4 separate regions of the Homo sapiens genome follow, and regions 2, 3 and 4 are each linked to region 1. The links are chromatin loops, found by intact Hi-C in ENCODE. Cell type or tissue: dorsolateral prefrontal cortex. All regions are shown on one strand. Region 1 has its middle 26 kb from the start of MSTN. Region 2 overlaps HIBCH (3-hydroxyisobutyryl-CoA hydrolase). Region 3 has its middle 77 kb from the start of GLS. Region 4 overlaps INPP1 (inositol polyphosphate-1-phosphatase).

Evidence for each region. Hi-C counts contacts between places; a loop is a spot of excess contacts. Peaks named below come from ENCODE experiments on the same cell type or tissue, not always from the same donor. Only the 100,000 strongest peaks of a DNase experiment are listed, where the experiment ranks them.
Region 2: it touches region 1 in a loop (4-fold over the local background); 77 of 110 quality-filtered maps call a loop at or near these places.
Region 3: it touches region 1 in a loop (4-fold over the local background); 29 of 110 quality-filtered maps call a loop at or near these places.
Region 4: a loop joins it to region 1, with 5 times the contacts of the local background. A loop is called at or near these places in 67 of 110 quality-filtered maps.

The regions. Positions count from the first base shown.
Region 1 is chr2:190,087,686-190,090,185 of GRCh38, reverse strand. It overlaps a transcript of AKAP19 not described here. Among named protein-coding and RNA genes, the nearest start is that of MSTN, 26 kb to the right of the region's middle. In dorsolateral prefrontal cortex, CTCF peaks have their summits at 942 and 1,143 (motif pointing left); a DNase peak (open chromatin) is centred at 1,125; H3K27ac peaks cover 1,627 bases.
Region 2 is chr2:190,275,931-190,278,430 of GRCh38, reverse strand. The region is part of intron 6 of HIBCH (3-hydroxyisobutyryl-CoA hydrolase); the gene reads left to right. Among named protein-coding and RNA genes, the nearest start is that of HIBCH, 43 kb to the left of the region's middle. RefSeq lists an enhancer at 514-808. In dorsolateral prefrontal cortex, CTCF peaks have their summits at 833 and 1,034 (motif pointing right); no DNase peak of the experiment used is centred here.
Region 3 is chr2:190,803,022-190,805,521 of GRCh38, reverse strand. No RefSeq gene overlaps it. Among named protein-coding and RNA genes, the nearest start is that of GLS, 77 kb to the left of the region's middle. In dorsolateral prefrontal cortex, a CTCF peak has its summit at 1,124; no DNase peak of the experiment used is centred here.
Region 4 is chr2:190,371,591-190,374,090 of GRCh38, reverse strand. INPP1 (inositol polyphosphate-1-phosphatase) reads right to left here. Exons shown (of 7, transcript NM_001128928.2): 7 at 2,426-2,500. Among named protein-coding and RNA genes, the nearest start is that of INPP1, 29 kb to the right of the region's middle. In dorsolateral prefrontal cortex, a CTCF peak has its summit at 1,517 (motif pointing right); a DNase peak (open chromatin) is centred at 1,540; H3K27ac peaks cover 1,633 bases.

The DNA.
Region 1 (2,500 bases):
ACAATAATATTGGAAATGGCAGCAGCAGCAGGAGTGCTGCAATTGAAAAGGGTAATATCAGTCTCTCCCAAAGGAGCAGGCAGGTAGTTATAAGGAGAAAAAAGGGACAATGAGATTACATTTGCACACCATACACCTACAAGAACTACTCTAGGTTAAGTAGAGTAGTTTGGGGAAAGGGGCATATATACCAGGCCAAAGGACTAGAAACACTGCTCTGCATGGTGTAAGAAGTTAACTCTCCTTGACTCCTAGCACAATTGAACCAGTGTTAGGTTTTGCATAGTATATGGAATTTGTGGAGGGCATTTGGGGCAGACTGAACCCCTCTGGAGTAGTCCTAAATTGAATCATAGTCCTCAAGAGTCCTAAGACTTAGGACGTAAGACTCAAGACTTACTCTTAAAACTTAGGACTCTGGGGAGTCCTGTGGTTTTTCGGGAGTAACACTTTGCTGAATGTCTACCTTTGAGCATCAACAGTGATCCTCAAATTCTTTATGGTGTATGTACAGTCACTAAGTTTTTAGGGCAAAAACATGTAATATTGAAATTAGAACTGGCGTTGAAATCCTTACCCTGCTCTTGGATATATGAACTAGTCTATTCTGGCTTCATGTACGTAGCAAGTTAACTATGGAGGAGTAGAAGCCATTAGAAGAATTCTAGAATTTTCAAAAAGGGGTTCTAAAGGAGCTGAATACATTTTTCAGGTGTACATAGAATTTTTAAAAACCTTCAGGATAGGACTGAATTTTGTGTTTTGTTTTAATGTAATCTCATATATTTAAAGAAATATACTTACTCATCACAGTTCTCAGAGGCAAAAAATTAAACATAGCTAATCAAATAAAATATATTTTTCTGAAGGACCCCAGAGTCAAAGGAAGTAAATGATCTCCAATTTCAGCGTAAAAATAAATAAATAAATAAATGAAAAGAATCAGAGAACAAAAACAGCAACAACAAAACCTAGTTGAAATGGACATGCTGAGTACATTTGAAGATCGATTTGGATTACATTTAGGTACAAAGAGAGTCTATGTCTCAGATGGAAAAATCAAGACAAAGGGTAACTGTGATTTGCACACAATCAACTACAACATGAAAGAGCATTGGACTCAAAGCTCGATGTGGCTATAGTGACCCCTGCTGGAGCCTATCTTTTAAACTAAAAACCTAAGTCAGGGCTTCCATGAGAATAACTAAAATTTTCATAGAAAAACTGATTTTGAGAGCTGGGAGAACGCTTAGAGGACATTTAGCATAACCTCCTTACTTCATAATTGATGAAACAGGCCTTTGGCCCAGAGAGGTTAAATGACTTGCTTTAGGTCACACAGCTGGGATTACCAGAATGTAAAGATGTCTCCTCAATTCTTGGGCCTGTTTCCATCAGTGGAGTTTTCTGTTACAACTAATAAAAGTATCTATAACACACAAAATGAGATGTCCAGGAAAAATCTCTTACACTGATTTTAAAATATTCACTTGATCTAGTTAACTAAAACTCAATTTTGCCGAAGAGAGAATTTCTAATTGATATTAACATGATACTTTTTTTTTCTTTAGCCTTTATGAGTTTATACAACTTTGTATCTGACTCAAATTTATTTTTGGAATGTTAAGTAGTTCTGTCCTTCACTAGGTTACCTATGTTCCACATCTCTATTTTAATCTTTTTGAAATATTTATTTGGATATTCTTTTTACGTCCTTTTCCATTCTTTGCCTCTAAAACTTGTTGATAATGTACTAAGCAAAGGGACAAAAAGGAAACGATGGTAAAGGACCTTATACTGGGATTTTCTGGAAGGCCTGACTCTGATTCTTACCCTCTACTCAGAGCTCTGGGACCACCCACTCATGAGTGCTCTTTGCATCTTCATTTTTCTTCTACCAATCAATACTTCTCTTTCTCCACTCCTTAAATCAGAGGTCCCCAGACATATCACGATCATGGGGTTTGTGCATTCACTCTCCTCTCACTGTACCAGAAGGCATAATCCTGGTCCCTGATCATATTCTTAGGTAGTTATGGAAGCTTTGGCAAAGTCACTTTACTCCTTCCACATTTCCTTTCTGCCATCTTTAAAATAGGTATAATAATATCAGCTATACATACTTTACAGTGTTTCAGGGATGATCTCTGTAATTTTTTCCTCTCCAATTATTCAAGCAGGTAGCCAGGTTCTTTTCTACTTTTTTGTGTGTGTCCGGAATTTTTTGCATGGGGAAAACTTAAGCCATCTGAGGTTTTAAAACTCCTTATCTTTTATACAAAAGATTATGGTAGGAGCCCTGGAGAAGGAAGGGAGAAGAGGGCTTTAAGTAAAAAGAACAAGATAGAAGATTGTCCCATTCTGACTAGAAAGGTTATAGAGGTTTATTGGTTTCATGACCAATTGGGAACACTATAGAGCCTGCTCTGAGGATGCCCCTGAGCAGGGTGGAAAGACCTCAGGGTGGAAGGGTTCATGATGTATGATTCAAAACCTAACT
Region 2 (2,500 bases), 190 kb before region 1:
GGAGTTCAAGACCAGCCTGGCCAACGTGGCGAAATCCCCTCTCTACTAAAAATACAAAATTAGCTGGATGTGGTGGCGGGGGCCTGTAATCCCAGCTACTCCAGAGGCTGAGGCAGGAAAATTGCTTGAACCCGGGAGGTGGAGGTTGCAGTGAGCCAAGATTGTACCATTGCACTTCAGCCTGGGCGACAGAGCGAGACTCCATCTTAAAAAAAAAAAGCAGATTCTTTCCCTGCCCCATCTCTAGTTTAGTCTGGAATTTGGCCCAAGAATTTGCATTTCTAACAAGTTCTCAGGTAATGATGATTCTAGGGGGAGGGGAGTTCACTTTAGGAACAATTTTTGTAAGGTGTTCAGACTACAGTTTGTTATTCAGAAAGCCTTTATTTTCAGAATTTTTAGTAGAATTTTAGTATTACACATAATTGCTTAGTGTAGGCTTAGTATATATACATTTTTAATCTGTTAAAAGAAAATCTTCATACAAATTTAACACTTTATCTGAGCAAAGAACAATTCATGAATCTGGCAGCATGCAGAACCAGAAGAGGTTGAGAGAGCTCCACCTTGCAGCATGAGCAGTGAGCTTCCATAGGTTGAATGTGGAAGCAAATTAGAGAAATTACCTGATTGGCTACCGCAAGGCATTTGCCTTATTTGGGCATGGTGTGATGAGATATTTACTCTCTGTGGGTGTGGTCTGATCAGTTGGCTGCCTATGATTGGCTGAAACATGGCTGTTTGTTACAAAACTATACTCTTAAATTAGGTTTCAGTTTATTTTCTTACTAAGGTTGCAATTTATTATGAAGGAACTCAAAGTGCAGAGAGACAGTCTCAGTTCAATGGCTTCTGCTTATTTAACATACCCTAGTACAGAAGTGTGAGAATAACGTGGAGCTAACAGGGCTTAAAAGGCATAGGAATAGTACTTGCTTGATTCTGGTCAATAAATTTTTTCTTACAATAATGTAAAAGAATTTTGTTAAGAATTTGTACAGTCCAAAAGATGGCGCCACAGAGCTTGGTTCCCACGGCTTTCCTTTTGTTTTTGTTATAGAAGGTTTTATTTTTTCCAGTATAGAAAATGACAGTTTTATTTTCTCTTGTTACCCACCATGAAGAGTAGCACAGTATCTTTAATATTTTAGAAATTCAAACATTTACTCAGTATTTTGAAATACAGTAAAATAAAAATGAATGTTACTGAGTGGTTCTCCACATGGTAGATCAGAATTATGTAAAATTATTCCAGTGTTTCTGAAAGAGAAACAATTTTTTTATGAATAGATATTTAAATGACTAAATTTATTCTGTTTCTGGGGAAGACAAATTTTTTTATCTCTTTTGCCATTTATATAAAACATCTGGGGTTGCATTTTCTTAAGTTAATATGAGGGGACGTCAAAAAGTTTGTGGAAAAATGGAATTAATTAAGATAGAAATAAAAATAACTTTTTTTCTCAACATAAGCTCCGTCAAATTTAAGGTACTTCTTTTGTCAGCAGTGATACCAGTCATTTAGTCCATCCCTAAATAATTGAGGGTCCTGGGAATTTAACTATGCAAATGCAGTGTTTTTTATATTGGTAACTGAAGAAAAATGGGTGCCATCTACAGATTTTTAAAGACTGGTGTGTTAGTCTGTTTGGGTTCCTATAGAAGAATACCTGAGGCTGGGTATTTTATTTGGCTCACAGTTCTGCAGGGTGTGCAAGAACCATGGCACTAGCATCTGCTTCTGGTGAGGGCTTCAGGTAACTTCCAATTATAGCAGAAGGGGAAGGAGAGCTGGCATATCACATAGCGAGAGAGGGAGTGAGAAAGAGAGAAGGTGCTACATTCTTTTAAACAGCCAGCTTTTGTATGAACTGATAGAGCGAGAACTTATTCGTTACTGTGGGGATGTACCAAGCCATTCATGAGGGATCTGCCCCCATGACCACACCTTCCATTTGGCCCCAACTCTAATGTTGGAGAATAAATTTCAACATGAGATTTGGAGGGGACAGATATCCAATCTATATCAATTAGGAAACATAAAGGAGTAAGAAGGAGCCAAATCAGGTCTATAAGGTGGATGCCTAATAATTTCCCATTGAAACTCTCAAAATTGCCCTTGTTTGATGAGCGGAGTAAGTAGGGGCATTTACATAGTGTATGAGGAGTCTCTGATGAAACTTTGGGCCTTTTTCCGCTAAAGCTTTGGCTAACTTTTCATGATAGTTCTTTGGTGTTCCAGAAAGTCAACCAGCAACCTGCCTTGAGCGTCCCAAAGAATTGTTGCCAACCTTTGCTCTTGACCAGTCTGCTTGTGCTTTGACTGGACCACTTCTCTCTCTTGGTAGCCATTGTGGTTGTGCTTTATCTTCAGGATCATACTGGTAAAGCCATGTTTCATCTCCTGTTACAGTTCTTCAAAGAAATGCTTCAGGATCTTGATCTCACTTACTTAAAATTTCCATTGAAAGCTCTGTTCTTGTCTGCAGCAGATCTGGAT
Region 3 (2,500 bases), 720 kb before region 1:
CCTCTCCCAGCACAAGGAACTGACTCTGGGCACTGAGTATAGATTTTACTTAAAAAAATGTACAATTTTACTTACAGAAAGTTACTCAGCTGGGATGTTTCACTTCATCATTAAGGTTTTCTTGTTTTCTTCCTTCCTTCCCTTCCTTCCTTCCTTCCGTCCTTCCTTCCTTCCTTCTTTCCTCCCCTCTCCCTCCCTCCCTCTCTCTTCTTTCTTTTTCTTTCTTTCTTTCTCTTTCCTTCTTCTTTTTCTTTCTTCTTTCCTTTCTTTCTTCCTTCCTCCCTCCCTCCCTGCTTGCTTGCTTTCTTTCTCTCTCTCTCTTTCTTTCTTTCTTTTTTTTGTAAGAAACAGGGGTCTCTCTCCCCAGGCTGGAGTGAAGTGGCACACAATCATAGCTCACTGTGGCCTCAAACTCCTGGACTCAAGAGATCTTCATGCAGTCTTCCCAGTAACTGGGATTACAGGCACGTGCTACTGCACCCAGCTTTCACCGTATAAGTTAATTGTTAACTTCACATAAGTTTTAATACCTGCAAAAATTATGTGACTCTTCCAGATTCCAATCTTTTCTAATTTGCTAAAGCATACAGCCATCAGAAGTCAACATGCAGAGAAGCACTAACACGGAGTCTCTGCATGTCTTGATAAATGTTGCTTTGATGCAGAATTCAGTTTGGGCAACTTGTGTAGAAGGATGGTCAGAAAGTAATTTTCTGTTTGTTGGGGTGTGTGTCTGTGTGTGTGTGTGTATGTATGTATGTATGTATGTATATGTATATGTGTATGTAAAGAACACAGGTTCTGCAATTAGTCCAGTGTTGTTGTTCTGGGAATTTAAATGTTTTCATTCTCAAAGCAGTTCTGCTGAGTAGAAATTTTCACGTTACCCCATTATACAGACTGAAAACCTGAAGCTTGAGTAGTTTGCCCAAGGTCACATAGCAAGGAAGATCACAAGGCAAAGGAAGATCTTGAACCCTCTAAAGTTCACGATGTTTCCATTATGTCATGCTTGTAAAAAACATGAAAAGAAATGTTTATAATAAAAGATATTAAGTGATAAAACTTCCTTAACAATTTTCTCCTTTGCAATATCAGAAACCTCCAGCAGGCTGTACCCCTGAATCAGTTTTCTAATTGAAGCCATTAAACAATGATTTTCTCAGTGCTTCGGTTGTCGTTGGGTTTTTTGGTATATTATTTTAAATTAAATCTACAACAATAATTTACAAACTTTCACAGGTACAACTGAAAGTCAAAAGAAAATATTGTTTTTGATGCATTGTTTTTAGGTACTTAACTGATTTCTTACGTTAAAATACTGCCCTATTACAATTGGTTGTGAAAATTACTGATGCTTCCACAGCTAGGAATAGAGTTTTATTTCATTCTACTATTGTCAAAATCTACGCTTCTTCATTGCAGGCTACCACATAGACTTAACCTGATTTGCAGAAGTGTGATTAGTTTATCAATATGTCTTCAAGTGTAGCCAAGGCACAATTATTTTAGAATTACCTAAGACAGTTGTTGTGAAAGCATGATCCTCAACCAGCATCATCAACATCAGCAGAGTTCTTGTTAGGTAAATTCTCAGGCCCTACTCCAGACCTACTGTAACAGAAACTCTGGGAGTGGGATCCAGCAATCTGTGTTTTAACAAGTCCTCAGGGTAATTCTGATGCACACCAGTGGATAAGACCCACTGACCCAGGATATTTATTAGAAGTATAAATTTCTGATCCTCACCCATATCATATCAGAATCTCTGGGGCCTAGGAAACTATTTTTTACAAATATCAAGATGATTCTTAGGCACATAGAAGTTTGAGAACCACACTGGTCCATGTGGTATGATTTGAGGAGACAAGGAAGGATCCTTCTCTGAACATTTCTCTCCATTTCTTGATCAAAAGTCAGTTAATTTTGTAGAATTAAGCAAGAACGTCCTTATTAATTTTTAAGTTCATTAATTCACAAATATTTTAGGATGATTTATTTTATTAAACAGGTATTTCACTCTCAGGGGAGAACAGAAGAGTGGACAATTAAAAGGGAGGGACATTACAAACACAGACTACAAAGGCCTAATTTACATATTTTACCTTACAGTCACCCAAGATCTGATTTGCATATATTTCACCTCTTTCATTAGGGAGTGTATCATAATTTTACTATAACATGTTGAGTCTAACATCCTTTGGCCAAACCTTTCCCCTTCCAAAGAAGACCTTGTAAAATCTACTTGGCAGTAATCAAGCAATATGCATAGAGTGTAGGTAATAATGTATTGTAGCATTTATTTGTTGTGTGTGGGGTTTTTTTTAGTGTAAATAGAATCTGTATATTCAAGACATGAGTCTCATAGGATAAATAATCTCATTACTTTGCAATATCACTTAAACTTTTTTCAAACAGTATACATCCAGCTTATTGACCAGACTAGACACCAGATAATTTCCTATTGCTTTAAAATAAATACAGATACAACATGGATGAG
Region 4 (2,500 bases), 280 kb before region 1:
TGTGGGTAAAGGTGAACCAAAAAATTAGTTGGTAAGAAAACTGTGGCCAGGCGCAGTGGCTCATGCCTGTAATCCCAGCACTTTGGGAGGCCAAGGTGGATGGATCACCTGAGGTCAGGAGTTCGAGACCAGCCTGGCCAACATGGCGAAACACTGTCTCTACTAAAAATACAAAAATTAGCCGGGCATGATGGTAAGTGCCTGTAATCTCAGCTACTCAGGAGAGTAGCTGAGATTTATGCTCAGCTACTGAGGCAGGAGAATCACTTGAACCTGGGAGGCAGAGGTTGCAGTGAGCCAAGATCGTGCCATTGCACTCAAGCCTGGGTGACAGAGCAAGACTCTGTCTCAAAAACAAACACCACTGTAAAAATGGAATATTTTTAAGTTCTTCCTCTACAGAAAATAAAACTAGAAATCATAGTCACCTGGTTGTGGCTTCTGCAAGAAAAACAATGCAGACCCATCAGAGGCACATGCTTAAAGAAAGGGCTTTGGCTTTTCTGCAAAGATTGATGGTGAATAATATACATTATAGATGTTCACAGAATATAATGATTCCCTCTTCCATCCAGCTTTTGACCCCTCCAATTGAGAAATTTGAGCCCTAGGAGTTCGAGACCAGCCTGGGAAGCATGGCAAAACCCCATCTCTACTAAAACACAAAAATTAGTCAGGCATGGTGGCATGCACCTATAGTCCCAGCTACTTAGGAGGCTGAGGTGGGAGGATCGCTTGAGCCCAGGAGGTTGGGGCTGCAGTGAGCCATGATCATTCCACTGCACTCCAGCCTGGTGACAGAGTGAGACCCTATCTCAAAAAAAAAAACAAAACAAAAAAAAAAAAAAAAAAAAAAAACGAAAAGAAATCAGTATGTTAAAGAGATACCTCCACTCCCATGCTCATTTTGATATTATTGACAATAGCCAAGATATGAAATCAACCAAGATATGAATGAATGGGTAAAGAAAATGTGGTATTAATATGTATACACAATGGATACTATTCTGCCATAAAAAAAGAAATCTTGTCATTTGGATGACCCTGAAGGACATTGTTAAGTAAAATAAGCCAGGCACAGAAAGACAAATACCACACGGCCTCACTTACACATGGAAACTGAAAAAGTCAAACTCACAGAAGCAGAGAGTAGAATGGTGGTTATCAGGGGCTGGAGTGTTTGGGAGATGTTGGTCAAAGGATAGAAAATCCTAGTTAACAGGAAGAATAAGTTCAAAAGATCCTATGACGTGGTGACTATAGTTAATAACAACGTATTGTTTACCTGAAAATTGCTAACAGATTTTAAGTGTTCTCACTACACACACACACAAAAAAATGTAAGGTAATGTTAGTTTGATTTAGCCCTTCTGCAATATATACATATGTCAAAGCATCATATCATATGACATAAACATAATTTGTCAAAAATTTTTAAGTGTAAGGACATTAGAAAATAAGATTGTTATTTTCATGCATTTGTAAATAGAGGATCTGTAGAAACATCCTTTGGCCCCCAGGGGGCGTAGGGCAGAATGAAGTCAGAGCCGAGGATTTGATCCCTGCAGTTGGCACTCTCTGGTTACCAGGCCTGCCACAGAGAATACAGAAAAAGTACTTTATGTCCACTTCAGAGAACATTCACTGTGGGATGCTGGTACACAAGGGTTGTATATATCTAAAGTCCACCTCTGGTTTTTGGTAAAGTGTAGTAAATATGCAAAAATTGCAGAAACCTCTACTCATTGTACTCTTTTGCTTCTGTGTGTGTATATGTGTCTTTCTGTTTGTCTGTGTCTTTCACTGTGTATGTGTGTGTGTGTGTGTGTGTGTGTGTGTGTGTGTGTGTGTATCCCTGTCTCTCCCTGTCTCTGCAAAGGGGGAGCCCACAGTGTTCCAGGCTTTACTTCCTATAAGAAATACAAGAATACTGTTAAAAGTACATAAACTTGGCTAACTTACGCAGATTAAGTTCTAAATGTTCTGCCAACAGGCTAAAATTGCAGATTTTTCCCTTCGAGAGGAAACAAAACTCAAGCAAACCCCTCCTGTATTCTCCCTTATATTTCAGAGAAATTTCTATCGCTTAGATGTTTAGCATAGTTTTACTAATTTAACAGGATTTTTTCCTCGTTCATCAATTTTTTTTTTTTTTTGAGACAGTCTCGCTTTGTCACCAGGCTGGAGTGTAGTGGCACAATCTCGGCTCACTGCAACCTATGCCTCCCGGGTTCAAGCGATTCTCCTGCCTCAGCCTCCTGAGTAGCTGGGACTACAGGCACACACCACCAAGCCCAGCTAATTTTTATATTTTTAGTAGAGATGGGGTTTCACCATGTTGGCCAGGATGGTCTTGATTTCTTGACCTCGTGATCCGCCCGTCTTGGCCTCCCCAAGTCCCGGGATTACAGGCATGAGCCACTGCTCCTGGTCAATATTTTATTGAAATGTTTCAAGCAGCACTAACAGCACAATATTCACTGTAAGAATTTCATACACC